Linked DNA regions of Homo sapiens: region 1 is linked to region 2. A link is a loop called in an ENCODE intact Hi-C map of the cell type or tissue named here. Cell type or tissue: CD14-positive monocyte. All regions are shown on one strand. Links, peaks and the distances in the headings refer to the core of each region. The heading gives the core; the rest is flanking DNA. Region 1 overlaps FAM114A1 (family with sequence similarity 114 member A1). Region 2 has its middle 47 kb from the start of WDR19.

Evidence for each region. Peaks named below come from ENCODE experiments on the same cell type or tissue, not always from the same donor. Only the 100,000 strongest peaks of a DNase experiment are listed, where the experiment ranks them.
Region 1: a loop joins it to region 2, with 14 times the contacts of the local background. A loop is called at or near these places in 95 of 110 quality-filtered maps.

The regions. Positions count from the first base shown.
Region 1 is chr4:38,900,264-38,905,649 of GRCh38, reverse strand. FAM114A1 (family with sequence similarity 114 member A1) reads right to left here. Exons shown (of 15, transcript NM_138389.4): 5 at 15-128. Among named protein-coding and RNA genes, the nearest start is that of MIR574, 35 kb to the right of the region's middle. RefSeq lists an enhancer at 1,456-1,625. In CD14-positive monocyte, for the core only: a CTCF peak has its summit at 2,770 (motif pointing left); no DNase peak of the experiment used is centred there.
Region 2 is chr4:39,133,139-39,138,524 of GRCh38, reverse strand. It overlaps a transcript of KLHL5 not described here. Among named protein-coding and RNA genes, the nearest start is that of WDR19, 47 kb to the left of the region's middle. RefSeq lists a silencer at 2,914-2,963. In CD14-positive monocyte, for the core only: CTCF peaks have their summits at 2,822 and 3,022 (motif pointing right); a DNase peak (open chromatin) is centred at 3,034.

The DNA.
Region 1 (5,386 bases), core at 111-5,110, 230 kb after region 2:
GACACATCACTCACTTTCAGGGACTCCGTTTTCAGTATTTGGTTGGGCTCCTTCAGAAGATCCAGAATTTACACCATGAATCCGTAGAGTGGCTCCTGCTTTTTCCTTGACTGCCGTCAATCCATGACCTGTTGGAAATAAAAATATGGTTCATGGATACATTAGAAATCCACGGTCTGCAAATCCTCCACCAAATCTTACAAAGCTGTTTCAAGTTGCAGAAGTACATCTTTCTTTTTTTTTTTTTTTAAAAGATGGAGTCTTGCTCTGTCACCCAGGCTGGAGTGCAGTGGTGCAATCTTGGCTCACTGCAACCTCCGCCTCCCGAGTTCAAGTGATTCTCCTGCCTCAGCCTCCCTAGCAGCTGGGATTACAGATGCACACCACCACGCCCGGCTAATTTTTGTGCCTTTAGTGGAGACTAGGTTTCACTAAGTGTTGGCCAGGCTTGTCTTGAACTCCTGACCTCAGGTGATTGGCTCACCTCTGCCTCCCAAAGTGCTGGGATTACAGGTGTGAGCCATCGCACCTGGCCTGTAGAAGTACATCCTGATTGAAAGAAAGAGGAATCCCTGCTCCCTGAGATGTGGGTTCCAATATGAGCTCAGTTTCACCCCTGCCTGGTTGAATGACCTTGGAGAAGTTACCTAGCCTCTCTGTGACTCAGTTTCCTCATTGAGTTATTGTGACGTGCAAATGAGATACACGTAGGTAAAGTGCTCCCGGATGCTTCACTGTTTGCTTTTGCTTCTCACACCACCTAGCTATCAACCTGGAATTCTAAGCTCAACACAGTCTTTGTATAGTGTACCTGTCTCATCCTCTTTACTCTTTTGTAAGCTCCTTATGGAAGATATTCTTCATTCATTTTTTTGATTCCTTGCAGGCTTAGCACATTGCAGATGATCAATTAATATTGGTTGGATTGAAATCACCTGAGCCTCAGAATGTTTCTTTAAAGCATTAGGCCTTCCTTTAGGCATGGAGAGTGAAGGTCCTGGAGCTGACATCCAAAAATCAAAAGGCAAGTCAGTGGAGAAACCAGGAAGGCCACCCAACAGCCCCGACAGTTGTCTTAATAATGATATAAATCAACCTTAACAGCAGTCAGGCAGGCGAAGAGCACAGGTTTTACTCCATCTAAGCAGGGATAATACCCTTGTTCCCTGAGCCAGGCAGAGCGGTTATTCAATAACTATTTGGTAAATACAGAGCTGACCTTCCTACCCACAGGGAAAAACCCCAACCTTTGACCTGATACGGACATAGTCTTGTCTACATTTTATTCTGGAGAGATTTTCCTCCCTTTGAGGCCTTCACGATGAGCTATAGCTTTTCTGAGTTGTCAAACTGTTGAAGGAATGAATAGCCTACGGATGGTCCAAAGTGGCTGTCTGACTTCTTGAAGGAGAAACAGCACAGGCTGCCATCATCACAGAACTCCCCATCCCCCGAGCACTCACGGAGAAAATGAAAGATTTCTCTCGGGACCTGGGTGACCTCAGGTTGCTAAAACACAAGGCAGTAATATGAGGAAAAACGTCCCAAGTCCCAACAGAATTTGAGAGCTAACTAGAACCACCTAGTCTTAGAAGGCACTGTTAAAATAACCAATTGCCCATTTCCTGAATAAGAAAGGGGAACACATGGATGACTCCCAAACCTAAAGAGTAGCATTTTAGCAGTTGTAACCTTATTTATCCTAGTGATCTTAGCATTAACAAGGCACTGATATTTGACAAATGTAGAAGGAATTATGTCCAATGGAAATCACCTGTCCTTATACACTACCTAGAAAACCCTGAAATGTAAACATTATTTACAACTGTAATCACATATAGAAATACGTGTTTATAGTCATGTGCAGATCATTAGACACAGTTCAAATTAATTACTGAGTTACTTGAAAAAATAAAGGTGTATTGCGACTGTTAAGGCTTGAATTAATTATCTCTAGCGTCCAATGAATTTCAAGCATTTCAATGGAAACTTATTGAAGTTTCAATAACACATTTAAGTTAGAGGATAGAATATCTTACTCTTTTACATACTGAGTCCAACTTCCCTGCCATTAAATATATATATATGCATTTTCCAAAAGGAAATAATGTGCCTCCAAATCTCAACCTATGATTCTCGTCTAGATTTCTGAGAGCCAAAATCAAGGAAAAAAATGAGGTCAAGGAGGCTGGGAGGCACCATCTTCTCTGTCTTCTTTGCTTAAGCCACTCAAGAAAGATGATCACACATCCTTCCCTGAGACTGTTTCAGGAGATAATGAAACTCATATTCAGTATCTCTTCTTTCACCTTCTCCGTCCCTTGCAGGTTAGGATAATGTCTGGTTCCTTTTGCAGGAAGAATGGCTTCTCGCCATCTCAGAACATAAACGATCACAGATATGTATACACGAGCTGCCTCTAGAAAAATCACTTTGTTACTAGAAGGAAATACGATTTTATGTGCATGTAAATGGGATCTATCTATTTAACAGACATCAAAATAGGCTGCTGTTCCAACTACATTTTCTTATTAACAATTCTTTTTCTGAATTTTTTGTTAGGGAAAGTACCCTTTTACTGCATTCTACCAGAAATATAAAGTTCAGCTTTACAAAAAAAAAGAAACAAAAAATAAATATAAAGTTCAGCTTTATATTTATGTATGAGCTATAATTTTTCATAGCTAAGATTTTAGACACTGTGCCACACCTTACTCTAAAGAGTAACCTCTAAAACTTTACTTAGTGTGACATCTAGTGTCCAGAACAAGAAAATAATAATATGAAGTCACTGTTGCCTTTTGATTGGGAGTGATTTCATCTCCAGAGGTACTGACTGGGACCTACTAATAAGAGAAAAACAACAAATATGAATAATACTATAGGGTACAGTTCATGGATTAATTTCTTCATGTGTCATCCCAAACCCCAAGTATCCCCAAAATCTGAAACCCCTCTAAACTCCATGGTTCTAAAGATGGAATATCCTCTACTCTTTGGCTCACTGCAATAGAAGGTGAGTGCTGCAAAGAAGATGAGAATGTCGTACAAATGCTTCGATAATGTATCATTTTAAAATAAATGCTGAATGATTGGCTGGTATTTAATTTACCATCTATACTCAAATGGAAAATACCTTAAACTTAGGAGTCAGGAGTCTTGTGGAGGATTTCTGCTCCCATCATTTATGAGCTGTGTAATGCTGGTGAGCTGCTTAACCTCTCTGAGTCTCTGCGGCTGTGCATTCTCTGAAAGGAGGATTACCTCTCAGAGTTTTGCGAGATTATTGAGAAGAAACATGTGAAATCTCTGCTATGGCCGACATTTATTGAGCACTTACTATGTCCTAACACTGTACTAAATACTTTTAGTACAGTACATTATCTCATTTAATCTTCTCAATGATCTTATGAGGTAAGGGATATTAGTATACTCATTTCACAACTGAGAAAACTGAGACCTGGTGAGGTGAAATCACTTTCCCAAGGTCCTAAAGCCAATCAGTGACAAAGGCAGGATTCCAACTCAGTCCTTCTGACTCTAGAACCCACATGTGTAATCACTATGTTATGTTAAGAAAGTTTTATGTGTCATTTATAGTTGATTAAATGTCATTTTAATCCCATTTCTGTAACTCCTTGGAAATCAGATCCTTGGTTTGGAGCTTCCTACTTTTTAAAACATTGTTTTATTCTAAAATGCACTTGACTTACCTTACCTTGACCAAAGAACAAGGTGAAGATCACCTCCAGGGTGAAACCTGACACTAACCCTCTCCCTGTCAACTGTGTCTAGTGATGGCATAGCTTAGTGTTTTTAGGATCATCCCTGTGCTGTGCAGGCTGTATTCTCAAGACACTGTGTAGGGCTATCTTACACATCCACTTTGATCTTTTTCTTCCCGCAAAGCACTGTGATCTTATGAAGCTCTCTTCTTGTGAATTCCACCAGGATCAAAAAGCCATTGAAGGGAAGTCTCTCCTCTTTCTGGAAAGATGAAATAACTGCTGGCTATTTGAAATAATCAAGATGAAATAATTTGCAAAAAGAATATGATGGACCGGGCATGGTGGCTCATGCCTGTAATCCCAGCACTTTGGGAGGCCGAGGTAGGCGGATCACCTGAGATCAGGAGTTCGAGACCATCCTGGCCAACATGGTGAAACCCCACCTCTACCAAAAATACAATACAAAATTTGCCGGGTGTGGCGGCAGGCGCCTGTAATCCCAGCTACTTGGGAGGCTGAGGCAGGAGAATCGCTTGAACCCAGGAGGCATGGGTGCAGCGAGCTGAGTTTGCACCATCGCACTCCAGCCTGGGTGACGACAGAGCCAGACTAGGACTCCAGCTCAAAAAAAAAACAAGAGAATATGCTGGGAAGTTCTCTCTGACCAAGTGGTAACTCAGGGAAGCAACAGCAGTTCTCTGCAGCACCCTGGATGACTGGATAGCTCAATGGCTACTTCCTATTGGTCCCATATGCTAAAGGATCACGAGAAGGGCCCACGCTAACTCATCAGGAAAGTTTCTCCCTTTTAGCTTGTTTTATTTTTTAAGACAATATTTCCTTCTTTTTCTTATTTTAACTTTCTCTTTTTCCTTCTTTTTCAAAAAATGAATGTATTAAAAAGAGACTTTTAAAAATCCCATAATATCATATCTCTGATATATCTGGTTGAATTTTTACTCCATTTTTTTTTTGTGGTAAAATGCACATGACATGCATTTTACCACCTTAACTTTTCCTACCTGAATAGTTCAGAGATACCAAATACCTTCACAATATTATGCAACCATCACCACCATCCATCTCCAGAACTTTTTCCCTTGTATAAAATAGAAACTCTATACCCATTTAAACAATAACTCCCCACTCTCCTCTTTTACCAGCCCCTGGCAACCATCATTCTACATTCCAGTAGTCAGAACGTTCTCAAATCTCTATGATTTTGACTATTTCTAAGTGCCCCACAGAAGTGGAATCACACGGTATTTGTCTTTTTGTGACTGGCTCATTTCACTTAGCATAATGTCCTCAAGGTTCATCCATGTTGTAACATATGTCAGAATTTCCTTCTTTTTAAAATCTGAATAATATTCCCTTGTATGTAAAGACCACATTTTGCTTTTCCATTCGTCTGTCGACAGACACTGTGGTTGCTTCTGTGTTTTAGCTATTGTGAATAATGCTGCTATGATCATGGGTGTACAAATATCTCCCTGGGACCCTGCCTTTAATTCTTTTGGAAATATAATCAGAAGTGGAATTGGTGGATCATATGGTAATTCTGTTTTTAGTTTTTTGAGGAACTGTTGTACTGTCTTCCACAGCAGCTGTACCATTTTATAACCCCACCAAGAGCACACAAGGGTTCCAGTTTCTCC
Region 2 (5,386 bases), core at 333-5,332:
ACATCCAGTATTTGGTTTTCTGTTCCTGTGTTAGTTTGCTAAGGATAATGGCCTCCAGCTCCATCCGTGTCCCTGCAAAGGACATGGTCTCATTATTTTTTATGGCTGCATAGTATTCCATGGTGTGCATGTATTACATTTTCTTTATTCAGTCTATCATTGATGGGCATTTAGGGTGATTCCATGTCTTTGCTATTGTGAATAGTGCTGCGATGAACATACATGTGCATATGTCTTTATAATAGAATGATTTCTGTTCCTTCGAGTATATACCCAGTAATGGTATTGCTGGGTCAAATGGTATTTCTGTTTTTAGGTCTTTGAGGAATCACCACACCATCTTCCACAATGGCTGAACTAATTTACACTCCCACCAACAGTGCATAAGTGCTTTTTCACTTGTGTGTAACTTGTGTGTAAAAGGAGCACTTCAGTGTATAAGTGCTCCTTTTTCCTTGCCAGCATCTGTTATTCTTTGACTTTGTAATAATAGTGTGGTGTGAGATGGTATCTCATTGTGGTTTTGATTTGCTTTTCTGTAATGATCAGTGATGCTGAGCTTTTTTTCATGGATTCTTGGTGCATGTATGTCTTCTCTTGAAAAGTGTCCGTTCTTGTCCTTTGCCCACTTTTTAATGGAGTTGTTTTTTTCTTGTAAATTTGTTTAAGTTCCATATAGATGCTGGCTATTAGATCTTATTTATTTTTATGCTTAAATTGTCTCCTATTTGGCCAGTGGAAGCCCATCCAACTGGGCCACAATGTCTTCATCAGTCTTTGAGCACAACCTCGTTTTTTGGTTAGATGGTAAGATGTTCCCGGTTCACCTTGTATTTTCCATGCCCCAGCTCTGGAATCAGCCATTTCTCCAAGATATTTTATTCTTTGTTTGTTTGTTTTTGTTTGAGACAGGGTCTCATTCCATCACCCAGGCTGGGGTGCAGCAACGTGATCAGGGTTCACTGCAGCCTCGACCTCCTGGGCTCAATCTTCCCACCTCAGCCTCCCAAGTAGCTGGGACTACAGGTGTGCACCACCATGCTCAGATAATTTTTTATTTATTTTTTGTAGAGACAGGGACTCACTATATTGCCCAGGATGGTCTCAAACTCCTGGGCTCAAGTGATCCTCCCCACTTTGGCCTCCCAAAGTGAAGATCATTCTTTTTTTTTTTGTAAAAATTGGTATTTAGAAGCCAAGACCTGGACATGAGGTGTGTTTATTGCTATTCTCAGGCTGGCTCAGTTCAGAGTTAAGGAATATCTGTTGGTCTGTATCTGTCTACCTAAGGAATATCTGTTGGTCTATATCTGTCTACTTATCTTTCTATACACACACACGCACATATTTGCATATGTATTTATTAATCTATTATCTCTATCTTGAAAACCGTGAGTTTACAACAATATGCCGAATTCCAATTCAACACCACGGGGGTCATCCTTGTTTTTTCCTCTGCTGTATTTGTAACTTCCTTCTCCAACAGTGAAAACCTTGTCTTTCATTTTCCTTAAGATAATTACTAGTTTGATCAATCTTCTATGGAAACAATCTCCAATTTCTGCTACCACACCCACTCCGGCCCAGATGCCCATGTTTTCCTGCTTGGCTCTCACTCTCCTTTCCAGGCAGTTCTCCGTCGTGGATGGCCTCCTTGCAACGCTTGGGCTCTGAAAGCCCACACCATGCACAGGGGTGCTGTCCTCTCCCTCCCTGGGCCCTGGCTAACTAGCCACTGCAGGCTGTCCCCTGGACAGGCACCTTCCCCATCGTGCCCAGGCTCTAATCCCCCAGGTGCTGGGCTGTTCTCAGGTGTGGATATCTCCCTCATCCTACTCAGGCTCTGACAGTCCGGGCCAGGCTGCCGTGCTGTGTGGACGCTGTCCTTACTCTGATGGGGGTCTGAGACCCTGTGCCAGGTCACCCACCCTGTAGCCCACCCTCTTCACCCTGCTTGGACTCCAATACCCCACATTGGGTCACCATGAGTCCTCTCGACACCACTGTGGATGCCATCCTTCCTATACACTACCTAATGGCTTTAGGCCTGAATTATTAAGGAAGGGGCTGGGTATGGTGGCTCACGCCTATAATCGCAGCACTTTGGGAGGCTGAGGCAGGCAGATCACCTGAGGTCAGGAGTTGGAGACCAGCCTGGCCAACATGGTGAAACCGCGTCTCTACTAAAAATACAAAAATTAGCCAGACTTGGTGGTGGGCACCTGTAATCCCAGCTACTCGGGAGGCTGAGACAGGAGAATCTCTTGAACCCGGCAGGTGGAGGTTGCAGTGAGCAGAGATCATGTCACTGACTCCAGCCTGGGTGACAGAGAAAGACTCAGTTAAAAAAAAAATTATTATTATTAAGGAAGGGAAATGATTTTTAAAAATAAACTTTAAATTATTTAAGTACTATCTATGTTTTGAGTAGATTTTTTTTCATGTCTTTGAGCTACCTTAGCTCTGAGAACATAGTGGCGATCTCACACACACACACACACACACACACACACACACACGTGTTAGAATGAATTGAATCACTGTCCCTTTTTGGACCATATCATAATTCGGCCGTGTCTGGTACTGCTGATAAACATATACGCCAGTTTGTTTGTTTTTTGAGATGGAGTTTTGCTCTTGTTGCCCAGGCTGGAGTGCAATGGTGTGATTTCGGCTTACTGCAACCTCTGCCCCCCAGGTTCAAGTGATTCTCCTGCCTCAGCCTCCCAAGTAGCTGGGATTACAGGAGCGCACCAACACGTCCGGCTAATTTTTGTATTTTTAGTAGAGACAGGGTTTCACCACCTTGGCCAGGCTGGTCTCGAACTCCTGACTTCAGGTGATCCACCCGCCATGGCCTCCCAAAGTGCTAGGATTACAGGCATGAGCCACCGCGCCCGGCCCACACCAGTTTTTAATTAGTGCTTCTCATCTACAAATCCAGTCTTCATTACCTGCTCAGTCAACGTGGACATGAGCCTTTTTCTCCTTCGCCAGTCTGCACAGTGCTAATTTTGTCGGTAGAGGGTGCTGGAGACATTGCAGAAGGAAGGGGAGAGGCACTCTGCTGCGGGTTCTGAGCGTCCCCGCCCACTACTGATTAGCTGGGCCATTTCTCAGGGTTGTGTTTGCAGCGAGAAATCTCCAGGACAAAGAGCAGGATAGCCTACCACTTACTATAAAAGCAGTGGATTTCCCAAGCTCCGTGGATTTCCACCTGGGATCCTCTGTCTTGTTCCTGTGGGAATTGAAGGGCACAGGGAAGTGACCCCAACACGATATTCCTACTGCTTTCTGTGCCTTCAGTAATAAAATCCTTTTCCTTCAACCCATGGATGTCTTCTGCCAGCATCCATGAAACCATAACAGGTCAGCTTATTAGCTCCAGTAGGGCAAAAGCAAATCTCAGATCCTGATAACCAGCCAATCCTTTCTGAGTCCAATCCTCTGTTATGGGACATGATTATTTATTTAAAATCTTCCCTGTTCAGATTACCCTGTGATTTCTGTCTCCCAACTGGACTCTGTCTGATACATCACAGCAGCAGACGCATCCTCCTTAGGTGGCTATTCATAGTCCTTAGAATTGTAAAGCATTTGGCTCCCTTCAATGACATGAAACTTCTAATAATGGGTTTATGACTTCCTGCTAATGGCTCATGCTCTCATTTCCATTCATGACTGCTCCACTCAGCATCCCTGCTCTCTGCTTTATTGACAGCAACAGCCCTCTGCACCCAAGTCATTAACTATGCCATCCTTTCTAAAATGCCCTTCTTTTGTCCTTTCACAGAACATATTTAAAAAGAAAATAGAAAGGCACTTATGAAACCTCTCTGTGTGTGTATCCATTCAGGCACACCATAGGCAGAATTATATAGCCTGTTTCTACTCACTAAAAGTAAAAACTTAAAATGTAGCACAGATGTGGTGAGGATGTATCTTGGCATCAAGTATGTATCATCCTGTGTAATGTAGACAGCTTAAACTCACCTCCATGTAGCAATCTTGCAAAGATTTTTTAAAAGGCTCTAAGGTCATACAGATCTGGTTGGTTTTGAAATTTGGCTCTGACATTTACTAGCTAGTTTGCGTATCATTAACTGGGAATAGTCATATCTACTTCATACAGCTGTTGTAAAAATTAAATGAGTTAACATACATATGAAATGCTTACTTAGTACAGTGTCTGTCACATATCAAGTTGACTCAACCTCCCTATGTTAAAATAATCAAATGAACAAGTCTAAAGCAATTTAATAAAATATGAATTTTTAACTCAATTTCACTTAGGTGCCTCCACAGCTAAGATAGTCCCTAATTGTTTTCAGACCCAGAGAAAACTTTCTCAGAGGCTCTTAGAGACTTTCTCAGGGTGGCCCTGACATGTGGAGCTCAGGCCCTCATTCCTCGGTCTTTCACCCCATGCTCTCTTCTTTCAATTACTTTCTTATCATTGGAAGCTTTACCTTGGCTTACCATTTTCTTTGCTAGTATTTGCTACCATTTTCTTTGTAGTTTTTTCCCTCATTCTCATCCTCTCGGAGGCCTCATATTCTAGGTGACGGAAGAATGATCCCCCATGCACAGGTTGGAAATGTTTTCTGTAAATGTCAAGAAAAAGATATAGTCGCTGTCACAGCTATTCAACTTTGTTGTCATAACACAAAAGCTGCTACAGACATCAACAAATGAGCATGTCTGTGTTCCAATAAAACTTTATTTATAAAAACAAATAGCAGACAGAGTTGACCTGTGGGCTGTAGTTTGCTGACTATAGAGCTATAGTTTCTAGGTCTTTTGACCTAGAATGCTGAGGTATAATATTATATTGGGCATTTTTCTCTATCTTTGTCCTTCAGAAAGGTGCTCATTTAAATATGTATTTGTTTGGGAACTTTGCCTTACTACAGATAAAAAATTTTTTTTTAATTAAAAACTTTTTTTTTTTTTTTTAGGAAATGGGGTCTTGCTATGTTGTCCAGGCTGGTTTTGAACTCCTGGCCTCAAGCAATCCTCCTGCCTCAGCCTCCCAAAGCACTTGGGTTACAGGTGTGAGTCATACAGATGAAACCCTTAATTTTAAGTATATTCCTTATGCCAATAATACTTATCACATTTTTATCATGAACTTTAATTGAATAGTTCTACCTGGCTCCCTGGGAGTCTATACTCACAGGTTATTATATGAATGTACATAATTCAGTGCAAAAAAATCTTTAGCTCAAATCTTAAAGCACAATGTAATTAGTTGAAAAAATGACAATGTGCTAAATACCATTAACTATGCAGTATCAGCAAACAACCAAGAATCATAAATTAGCATAATTTTTAACACTTTGATTTAATCTAAAACATCTGCTGGATAAGCCAAAGAAAAATTGAC